2 separate regions of the Homo sapiens genome follow, and region 2 is linked to region 1. The links are chromatin contacts, found by Hi-C or POLR2A ChIA-PET in ENCODE. All regions are on one chromosome and are shown on one strand. The core of a region is the stretch at or near the end of the contact, and the rest is flanking DNA. Distances in the headings are between cores, read along the strand shown. Region 1 has its middle 100 kb from the start of LINC02227. Region 2 has its middle 140 kb from the start of LINC02227.

The links. A loop is a pair of places that touch in the nucleus more often than their neighbours do. ChIA-PET counts read pairs that join two places held with the same protein, here RNA polymerase II (POLR2A). Pooled maps may share reads with other maps.
Region 2: a loop to region 1 is called in a map with no recorded cell type, with 2.2 times the contacts of the local background. The contact joins two enhancer-like sites. A Hi-C loop is called at or near these places in 1 of 168 maps with a recorded cell type or tissue (B cell), 16 of 37 single-sample maps with no recorded cell type and 12 of 50 pooled maps. POLR2A ChIA-PET finds 5 or more read pairs at or near these places in 7 of 52 experiments (GM12878, MCF 10A, OCI-LY7 and 4 more).

What each region holds. Positions count from the first base shown.
Region 1 is chr5:158,511,780-158,514,833 of GRCh38, forward strand. No RefSeq gene overlaps it. Among named protein-coding and RNA genes, the nearest start is that of LINC02227, 100 kb to the left of the region's middle. Within about 2 kb of position 1,657, at least 2 of the 41 ENCODE cell types and tissues checked have a DNase peak (open chromatin) inside an H3K27ac peak, as active enhancers do.
Region 2 is chr5:158,552,757-158,555,848 of GRCh38, forward strand. No RefSeq gene overlaps it. Among named protein-coding and RNA genes, the nearest start is that of LINC02227, 140 kb to the left of the region's middle. Within about 2 kb of position 1,321, at least 7 of the 41 ENCODE cell types and tissues checked have a DNase peak (open chromatin) inside an H3K27ac peak, as active enhancers do.

The sequences.
Region 1 (3,054 bases), core at 407-2,906:
GTTTAACTGGCCATGCTTTTTCTTTCTTAATTCTACATACAATAATGGTATATCTTACATAACACCTTATATCTTATAGCTTCATAACACCTTAGATTTAATGGAGCAAAATGGACTGTTGACATTGCAAAGATGCATTTTGTTGAGATGAGATTTGAATAAGCAACATTAGTAAAACTAAATTAAGCCATTTTCCACAAGGCAGAGACTGCAATTCTTATTTCTTATTTCTCTTCACTGGAATTGTGTAGGTAAGTTTCCAAAACCAAGACTTTACCTCTACTATGGAAAATATTCTACCTGAAAATAACTAGTACAGTATTCCATCGTATACGCTGGTATAGGGGAGCATTTCTTTTCTTTAAAGAATTGAATCTTTATTTCAAATGAAATCTTTTTCAGAACTCTGTTACATAAAACAGATAAAAATGGAAATGCGCTGATTGAAGCAGAAATGGGGAGGGGGTGTTCCCAGGACCCCACAGCTCTGTTTTCTTATCTCCTGTGTAGGCTTCTCAGGCCTCTACATGGAGCCTTAGAGTTCCAACAATAGGGTTAAGAACATGTAATAGACAGGAGACTTGCTGCCTGCCCCCTGCCCCCAAGGCATTTACGTAGTGTCCATTCATTCTTGTTTTAAAAACAATTCTAACAAACTCAGTAATATGGTTTCCCAGCTTGTAACAGATTTAGAAGCAGTAATTTATATGGAATAAATAGCTATTAAAGGTTGGCGTCATGATCTTCACACAGAGTGGAAGCTGGAAGCTAAGAATATAACTGCAAAACTCCAAAGTGCAGCTTTTAAAAAAGGGTGGTATTCAGAAATATTTAGCATGTAGACAACAATTCGATCCACATCAGTAGTTTGCAAAGATGTCAGTGTACTATGGAACATGGAGGAAGTATTTAGGATTATATGAGTACTTCTCACATCTTTTATTTGGTATAATTTTTAAGGCATCAATGTGTATAATTTAGAATAATTATAAAAAATAAATCAAGTATATTTGATAAAGTATCATTTCAGTTACATGGAACATTTTTGTGAGTAGAATATTGTATTTCTCAAATTGTTGAATAAGCCATACATCCCTGTGTGTATCAGTATTCTTTTACCTCTAAGGGGTAGGAAATGCAAGTAAAACCTGTATATAGATGAAGAAAGTAGTTGAACATCAAGAAGCTTTAGCTAGGGTTTGATCCAGCAGCTTACTATGTTACCAAATACCTGATTTCTTTCTGCTTTCCATTTTCACTTTAGGCCTGGCCCCCTTCATGGCCACAGTATGACTTGTTGCTTTCTCATTCACATTCAGCAGGAATGGGGAGGAAGATAATGAGGAGAGAAAGGGGGAGAGAGAGAGAGAGAGAGAGAGGAGAGAAGTTGGTTCTCCTTCCTTAGTCATTAAGCAAAGATACTCTCTCTGATTGGACCAACATAGTTCATGTGTCCATCTCTGACACAATAACTGTACTATACTGTACTCTAGGGATGAGATTATATTAATCAATTTAGGCCAGTTAGGGCTTGACTATTAGCTGAAGATAGTGTTAATTCCCCCAGACCCCATAGTGATACACGTGGAGAAACAAATGTTCCTCCTGTTACCTGGGAGGGTAACAGACCATGTCCACAGCACTGTTTCTCAAGGTAAGTATTGATCAACTGGACTCTGAGCTCAGTGATATGAGGAATCATTTCTTTTTTTGTCTGTTGCTGTAGCCCCAGCATGAGCACAAGACCTATCATCAGAGGAGCCCAATCAATATTTATTTATTTATGAATGAACAATGGATTTTTTTTCTGTGCGGAGAAATACACAAATTTTTATTTCATTTTCGCACTTCTTGCTACTCCCTGGTTGCAGTTGTTGAGGAGCTATTTCTGGCTTGACAAGAAGCAGGAAGTATCAAGATCAGTCACTGAACAAAAAACATTTCCTCCTGAGGTTTTTAGCACTATTTCCAAAACAAAAGAGAATGAAATCAGTTGGAATAAGACAAGAAGAAGTCAATCATTTATTTCCCGTGCTATGAATGTTAAAAAGAAGAACGAGGAGGAGAAACAGGAGGGGAGGGAATAGAGAGAGGGACAGGGAGAAGAAAAAAAATGGAAAGGAAGAAAGAAAAGAAGAAAGGAAGGGAGAAAGGAAAGAACATCAGGAGAGAGGGAGAGAAGGAAGGGAGAAAGAGAAGGAGAGAGGGAGGGAGGGAGGAAGAACATATAACTAGAATCTAGCTCCAGTGCAAAGGTACTTGGAAATAGTGGTTAGCCTATGACATCATTTGCTGAATGATAGTTCAGTGTGTGTGTGTGTGTGTATTTTCTGATAAACGTCAAGCCTAATTTGAGGCTTTAACATTGACCAAACAGCTATGAGAATGTGGATAGCAAGTTATAAATCACCCAGCCATTTGGGTGTGGATAAAAGTTCCAAGCCAAATACCTGAGTGTCCACTTCATAACGGGTATAATAAGGCTATTTGAAAGCATGACCTAGATCCCAAGCTATACTTTTTTTTAAGAGAACTCTGTGACGTGTTTATATGCACATATTGGAATTGTATCCAAGGGGAAAAAAAACAATTGACTTTCTGACTTTGTAGTCTTTCACTGACTTTTAAGGTATTTCATGAAATGAAGTAATAACTTCAAGATCAAGGACATTTTCCTTTGGGTCTTCATCAATTATTTCACTTTCTCTTGGCAAGGGCCTCCACCCACTTCTTCCAAAGTATCAACCACTGGGCTGATGCTGCACTGGAAAAAATTACTGTCCCTCTCTCTCTCTCTCTCTCTTCCTTTCTGGATGCATGTTCATGCCATTAAATTGTTTTAATCACTTCAACTTTTACTATAGTTTGGCAATAGGTATGTCACTGAATTGTATGTTTCCAGTTTAATGCATTCAGAATGCATTCAAGTAGCTTCCAATGCACTTACTCATTGCTATTCAAATGAGATAACCATATTTCAAAAAACAGAGCTCAGAGAGAGGGATGAGGTGACTAATGGGTTATAGGGGAAAACCATCTATCAAGACACACTGG
Region 2 (3,092 bases), core at 71-2,570, 41 kb after region 1:
TTTCCCCCAGGCCACACAGCTGGTAAGTGTTAGAGGCAGGGCTCAAACCCAGATCCAGGACTAGCTAACTCCGGGCTCTGTGCCTCCTACCATTATTCTACACTGGACTCCCCATAAGTTTCCCTGTGGCATTAGTTATGTTTCCCATGCCCTTTGAGTACAGCAGTGCTGGGCATACGGTAAGCATGCAATAATTACTTATTTCCTCATTCATGTATTTAAAAATATGTATCAAAACTTACTATATGCTAGGCACCATGACAGGTGATAGGGATTCAATGGTGATGTAAGACTGGTGGACTTAAATTAATTTTTTAAAGGCATCATGGGATTTTGTATCGGCTATCTCTGTATCTAGAAGATGTCAGACTCATGGAAGTTTTGTCCATTTTATTCCCTTTGCTTATCCATTCTTTCTTGTTTACAGAAAGACTTAATTTTCTGTCTCATATCTCTGTCCTTCTTGCCCCACTATTTTTCCCCCTTCTCCAAAAATCCCAGCCCCAAAAACAGTCTACATATTGTGAAAAAGATTTCTCAAACCACAAGGGTGATGTAACTTTAGGCCTGTGTTTTCTCTCTCACACACACAAAATATTGGATATGAGTGAGATTTTAAAAAATTGGTTTTTAAATGTGATGAAAAGAGTGTCCTTTTCACCAGAACAAAACAACCCTTAATGCTGAAGCCTCCTTCCCGATATGGTTGGCTTCCAAATATGAAGAAATCTGTGCATTGGGCCACAGGCTCCAGACAAAGTCTGAGGACAAAGGAAACCTGTGGACTGGAAAGATCATCGATGTTTAGAATGAACTGGAGGCTCCCTCCAGGTTTTGGAGACTGTGGTTAAAGACATGGCCTATATTTCAATGGGCAGCAGCCCAGCAAGGCTCGTTTGTAATCCAGCTGATACGACAGGGTTTTTGCCATGGGAAGTGTTTGCATTTGAGCATTTCTCAGCCAGTCACTAGCCATCAATTACTTAGGAGTCAGATCTTGGCCAGAGGCCCCCGTTCCACAAAGTATGTCATTCTGTATTCACAGAAATGGAGTTTACAGTCCTGCCGCTAAATTAAAACTGGTGCTTCCAAATTAAAAGCAGACAGGACAGATGTGCAGGGAAGAAACGGAGACTCACATCTTTTGTGAATCAGCTAATCCTTGTGCCAGAACTTGAAATCAGCTTTTCCTGTAGAGGCCTCGACTACACCACACCTATGTAAGCTGCATTAAATGAGGTGGAATTAACATTTTACCAGATATTTCCTCTGCTCTGCCATCTGGACAAGGATAAAGAGCTCGGTGAAGCCCAGAATCCCAAAAACTGTGCAACATGAGAACATGGGGCCAGCACCTGAGGGTGGCCACATCTAGCCTGTCCCCTCATTGAGCAATATGAAGTCATGTAGGACACCAGAGGGTGGATGAAAAGCATGTGAACCAAGTATGCTGCTTCTAACGATTAACGGTTCAAGCACAATCTCAAAACTCCAGTGTCTGCACTCCTCTAGGGAAAATGATAAAAAATACGATTTTCACTATTCTGCCTGCTCCGTTAATCACCTCATGATATAAATATTAGCTTTATTTTATAGGGCATTTATGATATTAAATTTGAAAACCTCAAATATGATCTGGCAAATTCATGCTTAAAAACCTTCAGTGGCTTCTCATAGCCCTCACGATTAAGAGCAGCTTCCTTGATTGGGTCACTAAAGCCTGCAGGGTCTGGTTTCCACCTCATGTAACACTACTTCTCTCCTCTACTCTGTGCTGCAGACACATTGACTTTCTTTCCATTTCTCCTGCACACCATATTCTCTTCCACTTCAAGTTGTTCCTTCTGCTGCAAAGCTTTTCCAGCCATCCTCTTTTATAACCTCATTATTAAGAAAAAAATTCACATACACACAATTCACCCACTTAAAGTGGACTATTCAGTGGTTTCAAGCATATTCATAGAGTGGTGCAAGCATCATTACATCTATTTCAAAACGTTTTTATCACCCTTTAAAAAACCCTTTTACCTATAAGCTTTCACTTTCCATTTTCCCTCAACCCTAGGAAATCATTAATCTACTTTGCATCTCTCTTCTGTCTCCTATTGCAGACATTCAAACAAATAGGATTATCCAATATGTCGTATTTTGTTTATGACTTCTTTTACTTATCATAATGTTTTCAAGGTTCATCCATGTTGTACCGTGGATCAGTGTTTTTTTCTTAGTCATCACGTAATATCCTATTGTATGGATATACCACATTTAGTTTATCCATTCACAAGTTGATGGACATTTGAGTTACTTTCATTTTTTGACTATTATGAACAATGCCGCTATGGGCATTCATGTACAAGCTTTTGTATGGATGTATGTGTTTATTTATCTTGGGTTTATACCTAAAGATAGAACTGCTAGGTGATAAGGAAACTATGTTTAACATGTTGAGGCAACCACCATAATTTTAACTAATGTTAACTACCACTCATGCTTTGAGTTTCAACTGAAATGTAACTTCCTCACAAATGCATCCCTGTCCCTTCCACTTCCTCCTAAGGTCTCCTGCTAAATGTCTCTCATACATACTGTACCTTTTCTTCATTGTCTTAGCCTAGTTGGTTGGTATGTATTTAGGTACATAATGATTTTATATATGTCTGTCTCTCCTCTTAGACTATAAGTTAGATGGCCCTTTAGCTCATGGCTATATCCCCAAAACTCTTACTAAGGCACTGTGTCAGCCAGTCTTCAAAATGCCCTCCAAGGATTCCACCTCCTGGCATTCATGCTTTTATGTATACCTTCCCCTGGGTGCAAACTTGTCTCAGTGATGGACAAATAAAATAGGAGCTTGGAGACTAGGTTTTCTCTCTCTCTCTCTCTCTCTCTCTCTCTCTCTCTGTCTCTCTCTCTCCTTGCTTTAGGGGAAACCAGTGGTTAATTCATACTGACACTGTATAGAGAGCCCCATTTGGCAAGAAGCTAAGATCTTTTGCCAATAGCCATGTGAATGAACCATCTTGGAAGTAGTTCCATCAGCCCCAGTCAAGCTTTCAGATGACTGCAGCCAGAGTCCACATATTAATGGCAAC